Regions from separate parts of the Homo sapiens genome. Here region 1 is linked to region 2. A link is an interaction called in ENCODE POLR2A ChIA-PET data of the cell type or tissue named here. Cell type or tissue: PC-9. All regions are shown on one strand. Each heading gives the region's core, and the rest is flanking DNA. Links, peaks and the distances in the headings are about the cores only. Region 1 holds the start of MAP3K7CL (MAP3K7 C-terminal like). Region 2 overlaps LINC00189 (long intergenic non-protein coding RNA 189).

Region 1 (8,759 bases), core at 303-8,302, 130 kb after region 2:
TCTATAGGGGACTAGGAAAAGATAGTTATAAATACATGATATCTTTCTTATTTAAAAACATATATTTAACTTTTCTATTTTTAGTCCCACCTCCCCTAAACCCTCTACTTTCCTTCTCATGTAGACAGTAAACCAAAAAACCTGAATGATATTTTAAGGGAAATAGCTCTAAAAATGGCAAAGTATAAATAATCTCTTTAGCCATCCTTAAAGAGATTCTGGGAAATGCTTTAGCAGGACATTTTCTCACAGCACGGTTTCTGACTTTTTCCCATAACTTTCCTCTATCTATCTAAAAATAGTGTCCAGAACACTGAATTTTGTTTTTAAAAGTATTTATAGAGCCAAAGCCAATGCATATATATATACATGTATATTTAGACATACATACATATGGAATCATCTTACCCAGCATATGAAAAAAGATCAGGCTTATATTAAAACCCTAGTATAGCTTTGGAGAAAAACCAGCAACTGTTTATTATCCAGTTAGAATCATAATTTGGCCCATTTATTTAGCACTACAAGTAGCAATGCACCAAAAAGCTCTCCACTGTCCATATCATGTAATTCTAAGTTAGAAAGAAATAGTGACATGAAACATTTAATTTTAAAAAAGAGTAATATAAAATATCTGTTATTTGATTCAGGATTTGTTTTATCTTAACTCTGCCACCCTTCTGTCCAGTCTTACCTGCTCAGAATCAAGCATTTTGTTAGCCACCTAGGGAATGGCATGGATTGTCTCAAATTCAACAGAAGAAACCATTAAAATTCCCTTAACATTTTAGCTAAAAAGAAAAGTTTTACTGTTATGCATTGTACAATCACCGAATCACTTTAGCATAACATCTAAGGATGGAAAGTTGCACTCCTCTTTTGGCTAAATCCCCCAACACTTTCCCGCACCAAGAAATCAAGTACAAGAGGTAGAAATTTGCCTCAAGGATTTTGTAAATAGTCCTCTGGTATGGTTTCCAGCTACAGGAAATGGAATTAATAAACACAGCTAATTAGAGTCCCTCCCCTCCGCTCAATGGAGAACATCTGTCTGCCTATGAAAGGATGGTGGCAAGACTGAGTGGACTTTGAGTTCCACACCATGTTGACCACAAATGCCCCTACACCAACTTGCCTTTTCATCACACCGTCTGGGGAAACGAACCACAGGTTCCTTCTCTTGGCTACAGGCTGTAACAGAGCTTTGGTTAAGTTGCTGCTGATCTGAGCATTTAGTTCAGTTTTCACACCTGTTGGCTTACCTCACTTAGTTGAGTGTCTGCACTTGTGTAACCCAGAGCCAGCCACTGCCTTGGCCAGTCGTTGCCTTTGTGGAGTAGAGACTCAGTGAGAGACCAGGCTGCACCTGCTGCATAGCAGCCACTGACAATCTGAGGAGCGGAGACAGCTGTCAGGGCAGCACGCTGCTACCTGCTCTGCCCCAGACCCCAGCGTCCCACGGGACCTCCCTTCCCTTCCCTTCCGCTTCCCTTCACAACCCCTCTCTCCTTTCCTTGCCTCTCTAACAGCCAGGATGTTGTCATCTTTCTAGAAAAAGCAAGAGCAAAAGAAAACCCTCCTCCTGTCAGAGGCATTGATAAACAGCAAGTTGTGGGGAGTCCAAATGTTTTAATTCATTAGTCCTGGCAAACTTAAAATACAAACAGACTTGCTTCACAAGACAGGAATGTCTTCAGCGTGACCCAATCGGTGTCTGTGTCTATTCCAGCAAACTGGCAAAGATAGCATGACTCCAGTCAGCAAAAATGTCGGCCGCTCCAATCAGCTCAGCCAGACCCAGCCAACTTGGACAGGCCACAGGCTGACTCTCAGATGATAGCAGCGAGGATCCTGGTTAAGAATGTGAGGTTTGAGGTTGAGCCCATGTTGGGCTTGATGACTCGATTCATTCTTCAAATGCAACCAACCACAAAAGGAGTCAATGGTAAATAAGAATACAGCATTAGGATTTGTCAACCTTTTTAAAAACTGTAAACCTGGATGTCATTGGTACTTAAAAAATAATTGGATTGTGATTTTTGAGGTTAAATAAGCAAAATAAATATTAGGAGAAGGCAAACACAAGCCACAGACTGAAAGAAAATATGCAAAATACATATCAGATGATGGACTGGCATCCAAAATATACAATGAACTCTTAAAATTCAACAACAGAAAAACAAACAACCCAATCAAAAAATAGGCAAAAGATCTGAAAGATATCTCACTACAGAAAATATACAGATGGCAAGTAAGCATATGAAAAGATGATCAACATCATATGTCATTAGGGAATTGCAAACTAAGACAACAATGAAATACCACTATACACCTATTGGAATAACCCAAATTCAAAATACTGACAACATCAAATGTTGGTGAGGCTGTGGAGCAACAGGAACTTTCATTCCGTGCTGGTGGGAATGAAAACATAATAGTATATCCCACTTTAGTAAACAGTTGGGCAGTTTCTTACAAAAGCAAACATACTTTTACCACATGACCCAGAAATCACACTTCTTGTTATTTCCCCAAAAGCCTGCATACAGATGTTTATAGCAGGTTTATGCATAATTGCCAAAATTTGGAAGCAACCAAGTTCTTCAATAGGTAAATAAATCCTGGTATATCCTGACAATGGAATATCATTCAGGGATAAAAAGAAAAACTATCAAGCCACAAAAAGATATGGAAGTATCTTAAGTGCATATTACTAAATGAAAGAAGCTAAATCTTGAAAGGCTACATGCTGTATAATTCCAACAACATGACATTCTAGAAAAGGTAAAACTGTGGATACTGTAAAAAGATCAGTGGTTGCCAGGGATTCAGGAAGAGAAAAAGGAAGGATGAATAGGTGGTGCATGAGGGATTTTTAGGGCAGTGAAACTATTCTATATGAGACTGTAATGGTAGATACACATCATTACACAATTGTCCAAACCCATAGAATGTACAACACAGAGTGAACCCTAATGTAAACTATGGACTAATAATGAATAATAATGTATCAATATTGGTTCATTAATTGAAGCAAAGATGTTAATTAGGGGTTAGAGGGATGAGGAAATATATGGGAATTCCATACATTTTACTCCGTTTTTTTCTGTAAATTGACAACTGTTCAAAAGGTATTAAATATACAAGTAAAAGGACTCAGCAGGCTTTCTTAATCTAATGAATGGAAGGCTAATTTGTTATGATATATACAACAATAAAGCTGTACAGACTCAGACAATTAAAACATTCACATATAAGCTTATTCTTTTCAGGAATTAATATTACTGTTTTAATATTATTTTATGGTTATAATAAAACTTACTAATGCATTATAATTTATCGAAGTGAATTTCTTATTCACGACCTCATTTTAATCTTCCAGAAGATCCTATACAATAGTCTTTGTCAGTATTGCCATCCCGATTTGACAGATGAGCAAATTGAGACGCAGACAATTCAAATAACAGGCTTGAGGATGAATGACCATAATAGAATTAAGAACCCAGATAGGATCCAGGTTTTCTAATTATTAGTTCAAGCTACTTCCACTACACCAGGATGCACTCCGTATCAAAGATTTAATTGGCCGGGCGCGGTGGCTCACGCCTGTAATCCCAGCAATTTGGGAGGCTGAGGCAGGCAGATCATGAGGTCAGGAGATCGAGACCATCCTGGCTAACATGGTGAAACCCCGTCTGTACTAAAAATACAAAAAATTAGCCGGGCGTGGTGGTGGGCGCCTGTAGCCCCAGCTACTCGGGAGGCTGAGGCAGGAGAATGGTGTGAACCCAGGAGGCGGAGCTTGCAGTGAGCCTAAATCGTGCCACTGCACTCCAGCCTGGGCGACAGAGTGAGACTCCATCTCAAAAAAAAAAAAAAATTTAATTGAAATTTTTTAGAATAAGTCTGACTCTCAGCTTTTGTTTGGAGGAGACAAAAGTATCACTTTCTTCAGTGGTCCAGTATCCAGGTTCATCTGACACTAGCCATCTTTATCATGACACCCAAGTTCCACCCCAAGAAAATCAAAGTTTTGCATCTTATGTGTGCCAATGGGAAAGCAGATACCACATCTGTGCTGTCTCTCAAATTGGCCCCCTGGGTCTGCCTTCAGAAAAGCTGGTGGTGACACTGACATTGCCAAGGCAGTCAGTGACTGGAAGTGGCTGAATTCTAGTGAAACTGACAGTTCAGAATGGACAGACCTAGGATGAAGTAGCACCTTCCTTTTCTGCACTGACCATCAGGCTCTCAAAGAACCATACAGAGATAGAAAGAGACAGTTACATATTAAACACAACGGAAATATTGCCTTCTATGATACTGTCAACAGCTCCTCACCAACACAGCATAGATCTTTATCCACAGAACTCTCTGGAATCATTAAAGTGAGCCTGGGGATTGCCCACTGTGTGAGCTGCAACACTGACAGCTACGTCCTCATGACATCAAAAATGACATCAAGAGAGGTGTGGTAGATGCCCAGTTGGTAAAGGGCTACAAAGAAAAAGATTTCATTAAAAGATAATTTGACAACAATGAGAAAGGAACAAAAAAAAATACATCTAAATTGTCTAAATGTTCTCTTTCTGAATCTGATAACATAAATTCAAGGTTTTCAGTCACAATTAACATTTACCAGCTTTTCTGTTCCCATATGAGCAATGATGTATTTCTTGGCTCTTTATCCAAACACTTTCAAGAGAGTAACAAATCTGAAATCCAAGTGAAATCCCTTCCCATAACTGAAACCCAAAATAACTACATGGTATTTTAAGAATTTAATAGAATTATATAAATTCAATCCAGAAAGGATGTGTTTCTGCATCAATATATAAACAGATTAACAGTATGTTTCTTGATGGTGGCAATAATGTATAATTTTTATTTTATTATTTTCAGCAACAAATGTGTTTTTACAGTTATTTGGAAAGTTATTTTCAATAATATTCAAGGAGCTTTTCACATACTGAGCTCTAGACTTGCTTCTGAATTATGATCAATAATACACTCCTACCATAGACTATTGTCACAATTATGCAATATCAATTTCTCAGTACAACTCAATACGTATGTAGCTTGGTATGTTCCAGGCTAGTGTTTCTCAAAAGTACCTGATTACTAGGTGCCTTTAAAAAATACCCATTCCCAGGCTTTGCCATAGTGACTCAGTAGTCTGGGTAGACCCTCATTCTGGAAATTTTAAAAAAGAAATTTTAATGGCTATTCATAGCATTTAGAGAATAGTTGAGAAGACATTTTCCCCAACATTTTAAAGTCAGCTCTGTATTGCTATGTGACATATACGGCCGGTAGTCTCCAACAAAGAAATATTCCATGACGGCAAAATAATCACTCTTCCATTATATCCAGAGGTCAGCACAATTTTTCTCTAAAGGGCCATATTAGAAATATTTTACACTTGTGAGCCAGGCACGGTGGCTCACATCTGTAATTCCAGCATTTTGGGAGGCCGAGGCAGGCGGATCACCTAAGGTCAGGAATTTGAGACCAGCCTGGCCAACATGGTAAGACCCCGTCTCTACTAAAAATACAAAAATTAGCCAGGCGTGGTGGCGAGTGCCTGTAATCCCAGCTACTCAGGAGGCTGAGGCAGGAGAATCACTTGAACTCGGGAGGTGAAGGTTGCAGTGAGCCAAGACCACACCATTGTACTCCAGCCTGGGCAACAAGAGCAAAACTTCATCTCAAAAAACAAACAAACAAACAAAAAAACAGAAAGAAAGAAATATTTTACACTTATGAGCTCTTAAGGATCTCTGTCACAACTACTCATCTCTGCCTCTGTAGCATAAAGGCAGCCATAGACAACATGTATAGGAATGGATGGGCTCTGACTTTATTGACAAAAACAGGAAACAAATGCACATGGCTGTGTTCCAAAAACACTTTATTTACAAAGAGAGAGCAGCCTGGATTTGGCCTGCAGACTATAATTTGCCAGCCTCTCCAGATCGAACATCCAGTGGACGGCCTTATCCTGACTGAACATCCAGTGGACAGCCAAGGCACAGCTCCCCCCACAGTGCCGTATGGCACATGCAGAGTCCTCTGGGAGAAGTAACTCTTCTTTTGCTGCCACTTTCTTCAATTCATTCTTCCCAACTCCATCCCCATAAAAAAATTTTGTCAGATTTCTCAGTTAGTAAAGCAAAAGTCCCAAAGTTATGTATTAACCCTGCTTTTCTATGAAGCACTGATACATCTGTTTGAAGAAAACACCAGTGAATAAACACCTCTTCCAATTGGTTCATGAGACTGCATGTGCAGGCCATGGTAAGAAAGTGCCACGGGACCTGTTCCATACTGTGAGCTGGTCTTGTGCCATTGCTCTTTGGAGGAGCCTCTTCCTCCGCTCCTGACCCCAGTGAAATGTCAGGTAAGGTTTCCCAGGTTTCCCAGGAAGCCTTCTTGCAGTGCTAACTTGCAGTAATGTTGTTACTCCTTCTCAAACCTTCTCGTAGGGCAATGCAATGAAAAACCACAAAGCAAGGATCAAGGCTCAACGACAAAAACAAGACACCACCTCCCCCAGGAACTTCTTTTTATTTTAATTGACAAAGAAAAATTGTATGTTTCTAGAGTAAGGATTTCTGATCACATACTGTCACAGCCTTTGATTTTAAGGGTAACTGGGAGCCACTTTTCCTAATCAAAGTTCACTTCAGGCTTAAGATAGCAGAATGATCAACCCTATATCATTCGTGCCCCCAAAGCTCAAGAGAGGAATGACAGGGGTTAGAACCACTGAACCACTCAATGGTTTCTCTTTCACTAGCTTTGTGGTTCCCTTAATGAAGGAGACAGAGCAATGTGCAACATTTAAGTCAGGCCACCTGGGTCTCCAACCCAGCTCTGTCTCTTACTCATGTAGGACTTTGGTTAAATTACTTAATAAATTATATGCCACAAATTCCCCAAGTATAAAATGGGGGATAATCATAGTACCTGTCCTACAGGTTGTTATGACAATTAAAAGAGCAATACAAGTACGTGCAACAATGCCAGAAATAAAACAGGCACTATGTAAATAGAAATCATTTTTTCAAGGGGGCAAAAACATAGGAAAAAACCACATCCAAAGGGTACCTAGATTCAGAAGACCTGGGTTTGCATTGTGATGCTGCATTCAAAAGCTGTGGAAGTTTAGACCAGAGACTTCATACCTCCAGGACTCAGTTTTTTCATCTAGGTTGACAAACTTTTTTTGTAGAGGGCCAGGAGATAAATATTTTAGGTTTTTCAGGCCATACACTTTCTGTTACAATTACTCATCTCTGCTGTTCTAAGTTGAAAGTAGTCATAGACAATATGCAAATGGATGGATGACTCCAGTAAAACTTTATTTACAAAAACAGTAAGTAAATGTGTATAGCTGTATTCCAGTAAAAGTACAGACACTGATATTAGAATTTCATATAATTTCCAAATGTCACCAAAGATTATTCTCCTTTTGATATTTGTCAAATATTTTAAAATATTAAAACCATTCTTAGCTCCTGGGTCATACCAAAACAGGCTGTGGGACAGACTTTACCTGATCCTCAGAGTTTTTGGACCCTTGATTTGTATAGCCAACAAGCAAGCATGGACTAACTCAGGGTTTCCCCAGATGGGAATAACGTGATGTGTGTGTAGCCACTGTTTTGCCTTTTTAACTTGATTTAGCTATCTATTTATCTAAATGGATTAATCTTTTATCTAAATATTTTATTTATGAAAACTTAAATGGTTTTATACAATTTGAGTTTACCATTTAAAGTTAATTAAATGTGACACATGTGTTCTTTTTTTTTTTTTTTTTTTTTTTTGAGACGGAGTCTCACTCTGTTGCCCGGGCTAGAGCACAGTGGCGCGATATCGGCTCACCTCAACCTCCGCCTCCCAGGTTCAAACGATTCTCCTGCCTCAGCCTCCTGAGTAGCTGGGATTACAGGTGCCTGCCACCACGCCCAGCTAATTTTTGTATTTTTTAGTAGAGATGGGGTTTCACCACCTTCGCCAGGCTGGTCTTGAACTCCTGACCTCATGATCCACCAGCCTCAGCCTCCCAAAGTGCTGGGATTACAGGCATGAGCCACCACCCTTGGCCTGTGTTCCTTTTCTATAAACACCTAGACAGCAGACTCTTGGAGAAAGAATAAATTTCCTTTAATATTTTTGACTGTATGAGAAAATAATGTTTATCTTATATTTTAGTATTTATATCTTTCCCAAGAATATAACCTAGAAGGACTAACAGCACCAAATTTTAAAGCTTGTTATTATAGTATAGATAGATTTACTTTACCTTCTTAATGTTATCCTAAGGAAAACATAAATTTCTCATCATCTGTTAATATCCCAGTGTGTACCCCAAAAAGGAAGAGCACTCTCTTCATTAACAGAACCAAATAGCACCATCACACCAACAACCACCACCACAGTAATTCCCCAACATTACCCATCATCAGACAGCATTCAAACCTCCAATTTTATCACAAACATTTTCAATTGTTTTCTCCATTAATTTTTAAATTTTTAATCAAGATCCAAAGTCCGGACACATGATGGACTGCTAAGTTTTTATATTTATAAATCTACAATTACTCTTCCTCCCTCTTTTTTTGCAAATTTATTTGTTAAAGAAACTATAGAGTTCCCAAAGTTACACCTCCATAATGTTTTTTAATATGCTTCTCTGTTCTCTCTGTCCACTGTAAATTAGCCATTGGATCTAGAAACTCGGTCAGATTCAG
Region 2 (8,759 bases), core at 570-8,569:
ATATTTGAAGCCCACAACTCACTGTTGAGACCTACTGCTCAAAAAAGGGATTCTTTTAAAAGCATTACTGCTTATTGGCAATGCATCCAGTCACCCAAAAGCTCTGATGGAGATGTACAGGAGAATAATGTTTTCATGCTGCTGACACCACATCCATTCTGCAGCCCTTGGATCAAGGAATAATTGTAATCTTCAAGTCTTATCATTTCAGAAATACATTTCATAAGGGTATAGCGGCCATAGATAGTGATTTCTCTGATAGATCTGGGAAAAATAAATTGACTATCTTCTGGAAAAAAAAAAATCTTCATTTTAAGTGTCATTAAGAACATTCATGATTCATGGGAGAAGGTCAAAATATCAACATTAACAGGAGTTTGGAAGTTGATTCTAACCCTCATGCATGACTTTGAGGGGTTCAAGACTTCAGAGGAAGAAGTCACTGCAAATGTGGTGGAAATAAGAGAACTAGAATTAGAGGTCGAAGCTAAAGATGTGACGGAATTGCTGCAATCTCGTGATAAAACCTGAATGGATAAGGAGTTACTTCTTATGGGTGAGCAAAGTGGTTTCCAGTGAAATCTAATCCTGGTGAGGATGCTGTGAACATTATTGAAATGGCAACAAATGACTTAGAATATTACATAAATGTAGCTGATAAAGCAGTGACAAAGTTTGAGAGGATTGACTCTAATTTTGAAATAAGTTCTACTGTGCGTAAAATGCTATCAAACAACATTTTCTACAGAGAAATCTTTCGTGAAAGGAAGAGTCAACTGATGAGGCCAACTTCAAATGTCTTATTTTAAGAGTCAGCAACCACCACCCTGATCAACATTCCACCAGCAAAAAGATTACAACTCACTGAAAGCTCAGGTGATAGCCTTGTTAGGCAATAAAATATTTTTTAAATAAGGTATGTACATTTTTAGACAATGCTACTGCACACCTAATAGACTATAATATATCGTAAACATACTTTTATATGCTCTGGAAAATGGAAAAATTTATATGACTTGCTTGATTGTGATATTTGCTTTATTATGGTGGTCTGGAACCAAACCCACAATATCTTCGAGGTATGCCTGTACTGACTTGCAGTAGAACCCAGACGCAGGCTGTCTGACTCAAGCTACACTGCCTCAAGGCAAGGGCAGGAACTCTTGTTTATTCCTGTAGCCGATGTTACATTTAACACTGCCTCTCAATCCAAAAAGCTGTTTGCTATGGGCAGAAGTAACTAAAATGAAGAAAATAAAATACAGTATGGTTTCCATTTAGTTAATGCTATTTTGCCAAAATAACAAAAACATAAATCCTAAAGAAGATGACACTCAAACATTCAATATCATTTATGTTAGTACCTACATAGAGTTGTCTCAGTTACTAACTGAACATTTCTGAATCACTGCTTAACCTAATCCTGGTTTTTCCCCTGGTTCAAGTCAATCTAATTCATGCTGAATCTCGTAATTTGAAGATTGAGCTTCTCAAAGCTTATCTGGCTTCTCACCATCTTTGTATCCAAAGACCCTGCAAGCACTTTTATCCCACCTTTGATTTCCTTAAAAAGTGTGATTGATAGCTACTCCCTATAATTTGTGATGGAAAATACTCCTTCCAAGTTTTTTTTTTCTCTCTCTCTCTCCCTCCTTCTCTACCTCCTTCCCTCCCTCCCTCTCTCTCTCCTTCCCTCCTCCTTCATTTCTGGACCCAGTAAAAAAAAGTGTTAATCACACCATTGTTGTTGACTCAAGTGAAACATGATTTTTCTCTAATTTATGACCTTTCTAACAGTTTTCATCTAAGTCTTAATCAGTATTTTCTATTTGAAAAATTCTACAGTTTCCTCTACCTAATTTCTGGTATCTTAAATATAGTTTTTAGAGAACGTTATTTAACATGGATTTCTGTCTGTCGTCAAGACTGTGTTAACTGAAAATTCAGCCTATAATAGATGCTAATTCCTTAAAACATACTTATCCAGCACATATTAAAAACCTTCAAGCAATGATATGAGTTGTCTTCTCCATAACTGTAATATTAAATTATAATATAGGATACCTTTTAAAATCATTTACAACATTGTTGTAGAAATCCAGCAGTTTAAAAAAATCAATTCTTGTGAATCCCTCATGGAGCTAAGAGTGGACGATTCCTCATAAACTGTGTCAGGTGCTACGCCTCCACTTTGGCTATTAAGTTGCCAGATTAATATTTAGGCAATAATAATAATAATAATAGCTAACACCTGAAACTGTATTCTGTGTAAGTACCATTCTGTTTATATCTATTAACATTTAATCAAAATAATTCAATGAGATGTTTCCTGTTATAATCCCCATGTTACTGGTTAAGAAACTGAGATGCAATAACTTGCCAGAAGTCTCACAGTTAGTTAGGCGTAGAACCAGGATCCAAACCAAGACCACCTCACTCCAGCTTCCTTAACCTTTGAGCAACACTGCCTCAAGGCATTGTCTTCATTCATTCACTCACTCAGTTAACAAATATTTATTGAGTACGTACCTCATCAGGCCAGGGCCCTGCCCTAATGTGGCAGTCAAATAATTTGAAAAGAGTATGGTATCATGATAGGCATAGAAAATAGGAGTAATAAAACAGCACAAAATCAGTCTAGGGACATTAGAGAAGGCTTCCAGAAAGAAGTCATGCTTAAGTTGGGTCTTGCTATGGTTGGAATATTTACCCCCTCCAAAACTCATGTTGAAATGTAATTGCCATTTTAGCAGTATTAAGAGGGGGACCATTAAAAGGTGATTAGGCATGAGAGCTCTACCCTAATGAATGGATTAATGAGTGTCATATTGCTGGAGTGTGATCATTATAGAATGGTGAGTTCAGGTCTCTCTCTCTCTCTCTCTCTCTCCCTGGGCCTCACTATTGTGAAGACACAGCAAGAAGACCTTCAATCAGATGCAAGCACTTGATCTTGGACTTCCCAGCCTCCAGATATGTAAGAAATAAATTTCTGTTCATTTAAACATTATCCCATCTATGGTATTCTGTTAGAGCAGCACAAAACAAAGGTCCTAAACAATGAGTGGGAATTAAACAGGCCAAAAGTAGCTACAGGGTGAAGATGAGCTTCCCAAGGCAGAGAGAGTAACAAGTGCAGAGGGTAGGAGGGGAGAAAGAGGAAAACATTCTTCAGGTAACTCTTAAGTCAGCATTATGGCCAGGCATAGAATGGGGTGGGAGCTCATGAGATGGGCTGGAGAGACAGGTAGGGGCCAGATCATGCTTCCCTGAGTCTGATGACCCTATTGAAAGATACTAAGCAGATATGATCAGGTTTTCTCTTCAGAAGACGACTTGTCTGCCTTCAGTGTGTGGAAGATGGGAAGGTGAGCAAATCCAGGACCAGGAAGACTAGACAGGAGGCTGATCTGGTAACTGGAGCAAGAGATTACACTGATCTGGACTGAGCTGACCATCCCCTGAGCAGTGAAGCTAGCCAGATGATGCAGATTATTATCTTAAATATATAAGATATAAAGCTGTGATGCACAAAAATAATGATGCACAAATACTATATGTCTGATGAAATATATATTATATGTAAATAATATATATATTTGTATATACAAAAGATATATATGGAAGATATCTTCTTAAATACTTTGGAGAGGTTTTGGAAAAAAGATATACAAGCTGCCGGTAGGTATTTTTCAAAATATATACAAAACACTCAAGAGAGAAGCAGCCAAAAACAAAAGGCATTTAAGAATGAAAAATAAAAAAGAGGATACATCAAGAAGAAATCCTCAAGAATTCACTAAATTGTAGTTTACTGTAAATAATCATGTCCCAGAGGAAATTTCAAGGGATAATATTTTCCTGCTAGAGATAAAGGGAAGGAAATCCTAACAAAAACAAACCAGAAAGGATTGCACAATTTTCTATAATAAAACAAAGAGAGCTGACTGATGCGAGGTATGCAACAGGCAAAAGGCACGTAGGCACAGCCTCCAGAAATTGGAAGAACAGGATGAGCACGTGCCAGGAGGCTGCACCCAAATTCCAATCTCCTGTTCCATGAATTTTCTTCCCCTTCCCTTGGCTCATTCCAACAGAAAGAAATCACAATTCCTGCAATCGATAACAAGTCCTAGGTTTCTCCCATTCTCTATCATCTATGTATCTTCTTGCCCCTTCTCTCCTAAACTTTTGGAATTGTATTTTAAATATTCACTAAACATATTGATTTGGGGTGTCCCATGTTTGTGAGTACCATTGCACAGCATCACTTTATGTATAACTGATCAAATTACCTCAAAACAGGACTAGCTCTTAGCATTTTTCCTGTGTGATTCATACTCAGCCTCACTTGAATGTCTCAGGGTTAGTAAAATAATTGTGGCTGCAATAGGCAAAGAAGGACTAACATTTAATGGATTTCTCTTGTGAACTAGGCTCCAAGACAGACGCTTATCATGTTTGATCATATTGTATTAAGTCTCATATCCTATAAAGGAGGTGGTATTATTTTCATTTTACAGGTAAAGGCACTATTTTGTTGGCGGGGGGAGGTGGAGTCTCACTCTGTTGCCCAGGCTGGAGTGCAATGGCACACTCTCAGCTCACTGCAACCTTCGCCCCCGAGTTCAAGAGAATCTCCTGCCTCAGCCTCCCAGGTAACTGGGACTACAGGCGCATGCCACCATGCCCGGCCAATTTTTGTATTTTTAGTAGAGAAGGGGTTTCACCATGTTGGCCAGGCTGATCTTGAACTCCTGACCTCAAGTGATCTGCCTGCCTTGGCCTCCCAAAGTGTTGGGATTACAGGCGTAAGACACCGCACCTGGCCAAAGAGCACTATTTAGAAAGTTTCCTGAAAGTACTTAGATTTTTAGCATCTGTCAGGATTAGAGCTTCTGTCTGACTCCAAAGTCTATACTTTTTCTACTATGCCACATTCTAAAGTTCTTTAGTCTAATGTCCTTGGAAAAAAGAATGATATTTTCCTCCTTCATACTTCATAAGGACGTTGTGAGGATTAAAGAGGAGTTTAAAATAAATTTACCCCAAGAAAAGTGGCAAAATAGGAAACATGAAGGTCACTTCCTTGGAAAATTCCAGCAACTCTGACTTTTGTCCACTTTACAATTTAAGTAACAAGGTATTTTTAAAAACTTGATTTGAGAATTACATGTTAACATTCTTGAACAAAGAGGCAGGTGGTATAGAGAAATGACAATGGGTTCCGAGGTCAGACAGAAATCCTGCAGTCCTGACTTCACCACTCAGGCAAGTTACGCAACCTCCCAGACTATCAGTGTCCTGCTCTGAAAGAGACAGGTAATAGAAGTTGCTTTATATAAATGTTATGAAGATTAAATAATAAAGGTAAAAGGCCTACCATAGCACCCAGGACATTATAGGTATTCATTAATTATGCACATAAGTTAAATCACTGGGTTTTTAAAAACCACAGATGATTTTCGTGGTAGCTGTATTAGTCAGGGTTCTCTAGAGGGACAGAACTAATAGGAGATATATATATATATGTATATATATATATGGAAGTTTATATATATATTATATAATATATAACAAATGTCACCAAGTATATTGTGATCTAACCTTAGAAGTCACACAGTATCACTTCTGTGGTTCTCTGATGATTAAAGCAGCCCCAAATTCACCCAGACTCAAGGAGAGAAAACCTAAACTACCTATCAATGGTAAAAGAGTCTCAGATAATTTGCAAGTACCTAAGTAGGTCCAAGCTAATACCTAGAGCGAAAAGTTAGAAAATCTGACCAAGATGTTGGTAAGAGTGAATATACCCAGCAAGAAAGGAGATGGTAATTATAGTGCAGTTGGGGAGAAAGAAGTCATTGAAACAGAAGTTTTCTGTTTATGCCATATCATGTTGAGAATTCTCAATAAACCATTTACAACAATTTACCATATGCAAGAAGAAGCCAGAGTCTGTGCACTTATGTGAAAGCCAAAACCAAAAATTTTATCATTCAAAAGTGACCTGTTGGTCACATCCTTGCCTCTTTGCTTAAGATTCTAATTTCTTTTGTACATGTAATAAGTAAAAATATTTTGAACTTGGTATCTTTTCTAAATAGAAGGCATATATATATGGTAAGGATTTTTATTGGCTAATCTCTTTACAAATCTTGTCAGTACCTAATCCTACAAACATGCCATGATGTGTTAGCATAATTAGCCCCATTTCACAGATTTTTAACAAGGAGATTTAGGAAAGTATCTAACTCACCGAAGATCACAAAATGAACTTATGCAACACTCATATGTTAGCATATGGCTCAAGGCTGCTAAGGCAAATGCTGCTTAGAGAGCAATAGTTACTTCCTGAAATAATATATCTTGTTAAATATAATTTCAAAGCGTCCTTTGTCACTAGAATGGATAGGGAAGCTAAGTGATTGGATGCCCTCCCCTACAGCTGGTAGCTCCAATGTGCTGAACTTTTTATTTTCCTAGAGCGATGATGACTGTGAATCATATGAGCTCTTGCTTTGAAAATAGTCCACAGACAATGGGAGCAGATGGGCTTTTTGGCAGCAGTACCCCTCTTTTCCATCTGCCACAGGTGAGTAGTAGGCCACTTTCTTACATAAGCCCCAATGGCTACTTCAAGTACTAGCAGATTACAAACATCATAGCCAACTTAGGACAGCATAAGATATACATTTAAAGGAGGACAACAGTTCTTGGAGTTAGAGGAATTGACACATAGTAGAAAACGGTAGCCAGTTCCAGTGTCATAAATTGTGCCAAGTTTTTATCATTGCATATTATCTAGGAAGTGAGTGGCGAACCTTTCCTTCAGAAAAGTAAACATTACAGATGACATAGTCAGATTTTGAAGTATTGTGGTAGCAGAAAACGGTGTAGTACAAAAAAAGGAGGAACCTGAAAAAAACACTGAATCAAAGAGCTAATAGGCCAAACCAATTTCAGCCAAGTGTGTGGGAAAATCTACAACCCGTAGGCAAGTGAATGTGAACTCCCCCTAAACACCAAGCCCCAGTGCAGGATAAAGTAGGCAATTTTAACTACATGCCATGCAGTATATGCAAACAGTAGGTTGAGGACAAGAGTTGGGGAGAGGAGAAGGAGGAGGAATCATTGCTCATTGGATACAGCACACTTAGCTTAAACGACCTCTGGAGAATGTAAGGAAAATGGAAATTCACACTTGCCAGTCAGAATGTAAAATGGTTCAGTCACTTTGGAAAACAATTTTGCAGTTTTTTAAAAAGTTAAACATATACTTACAGTAGGACCAACAATTTCACTCTAAGTATTTACTCAAGAGAAATGAATATGAATGTTCATAGCAGAATTACTCAGAATAGTCCGAAATTGGAAACAACCTAAATCTCCTCCAAATGGTAAATAAGTAAACAATTTGGTACATTCATACAATGGAATACTACTCAGCAATAAAAAGGATGGACTACTAATTCATGAAAAATCATGGCTGACCCTCAATATTACGCTAAGTAAAAGAAGCTAGACACAAATGACTATATATTTTTTTTGTGTTGTTGTTTTTGAGACACAGTCTTGCTCTGTCGCCTAGGCTGGAGTGCAGTGGCATGATCTCGGCTCACTGCAACTTCTGCCTCCCAGGTTCAAGCGATTCTCCTGCCTCAGCCTCCCGAATAGCTGAGATTACACACGTGTGCCACTACGCACAGTTAATTTTTGTATTTTTAGTAGAGATGGGGTTTCACCATGTTGGCCAGGCTGAACTCCTGACCTCGTGATCCACCCGCCTCAGCCTCCCAAAGTGCTGGGATTACAGACGTGAGCCACTGCGCCCAGTCACAAATGACTGTATATTATATGATTTCATTTTATATGAAATCTCTAGAACAGGCAAAGTTATAGAAACAGAAAGCAGACCAGTGGTTGCCTGGGGCTAGGTGCAGAAGTGGGAAATGACTATAAATAGGCAGCAGTGAAATTTTTGTTTTTTGATGAAAGTGTTCTGAGTATCCAGGTTTTAATCAAAAAGTACTAGTCACACAAAAAACCAGGAAAGCCGTGAGCTGAATGAAAAATGCAAGCAATAGATGACAACACTGAGATGACAGAGTCTGAAAAGAATTAACTTAAAAATTTTAATAGTAGTTTATATATTTTTACAAGCAAAATTTAATAGAAGAGTGGTTATGAGAATTTAGAAGTCAAGACATTCCAGTATTGATGTAAGCAAAGACATGTTATACACTTACTTATTTACCCAAAAGAAATAATAACATGTCCACAAAACGGGTATACAAATGTTCACAGCAGCTATATTTATAATAGTTAAAAATGAAAAACCAACAAAGTGTCCATTTATAGGTGAATAGATAAACTAATTGTGGTAAATCCATACAATGGCATACTATTTAACAAGGAAAAGGAACAAACTAATGATATATGCAACAACATGAGTGAATCTGAAAAACATTATACTGACCAAAACAAGTTAGATGTAAAAGAAGACTTACAATGTGATTCTATTTACAGGAAAGTCCAAGAAAACTAATCTATAGAGATAAGCAAACATCAGTGATTGCCTGCAGCTAGGCAGGATAGGAAACTGAATGCATAAATGCTGGAAGACAGTTTTTGGTGTGAAGGAAATGTTCTATATTTTGACTGTGGTAGTGGCCATTGTCTAGTTTGTAACAAGGCCCAGTCTACCTGATTTGTATCTTGGTTCTGACACTTACTTGGTGATATGGTTTGGCTCTGTG

Evidence for each region. ChIA-PET counts read pairs that join two places held together with the same protein. Peaks named below come from ENCODE experiments on the same cell type or tissue, not always from the same donor. Only the 100,000 strongest peaks of a DNase experiment are listed, where the experiment ranks them.
Region 1: POLR2A ChIA-PET joins it to region 2 with 11 read pairs; 2 of 35 experiments call an interaction of 5 or more read pairs at or near these places.

What each region holds. Positions count from the first base shown.
Region 1 is chr21:29,123,427-29,132,185 of GRCh38, reverse strand. It overlaps MAP3K7CL (MAP3K7 C-terminal like), which reads right to left and starts at 1,542. Exons shown (of 5, transcript NM_001286620.2): 1 at 1,263-1,542. It also overlaps the pseudogene RPL12P9. RefSeq lists a silencer at 6,755-6,804. In PC-9, for the core only: no CTCF peak of the experiment used is centred there; no DNase peak of the experiment used is centred there.
Region 2 is chr21:29,254,408-29,263,166 of GRCh38, reverse strand. All of the region lies in intron 1 of LINC00189 (long intergenic non-protein coding RNA 189), which reads right to left. Among named protein-coding and RNA genes, the nearest start is that of BACH1, 40 kb to the left of the region's middle. In PC-9, for the core only: no CTCF peak of the experiment used is centred there; DNase peaks (open chromatin) are centred at 3,956 and 4,326; H3K4me3 peaks cover 530 bases; H3K27ac peaks cover 2,863 bases.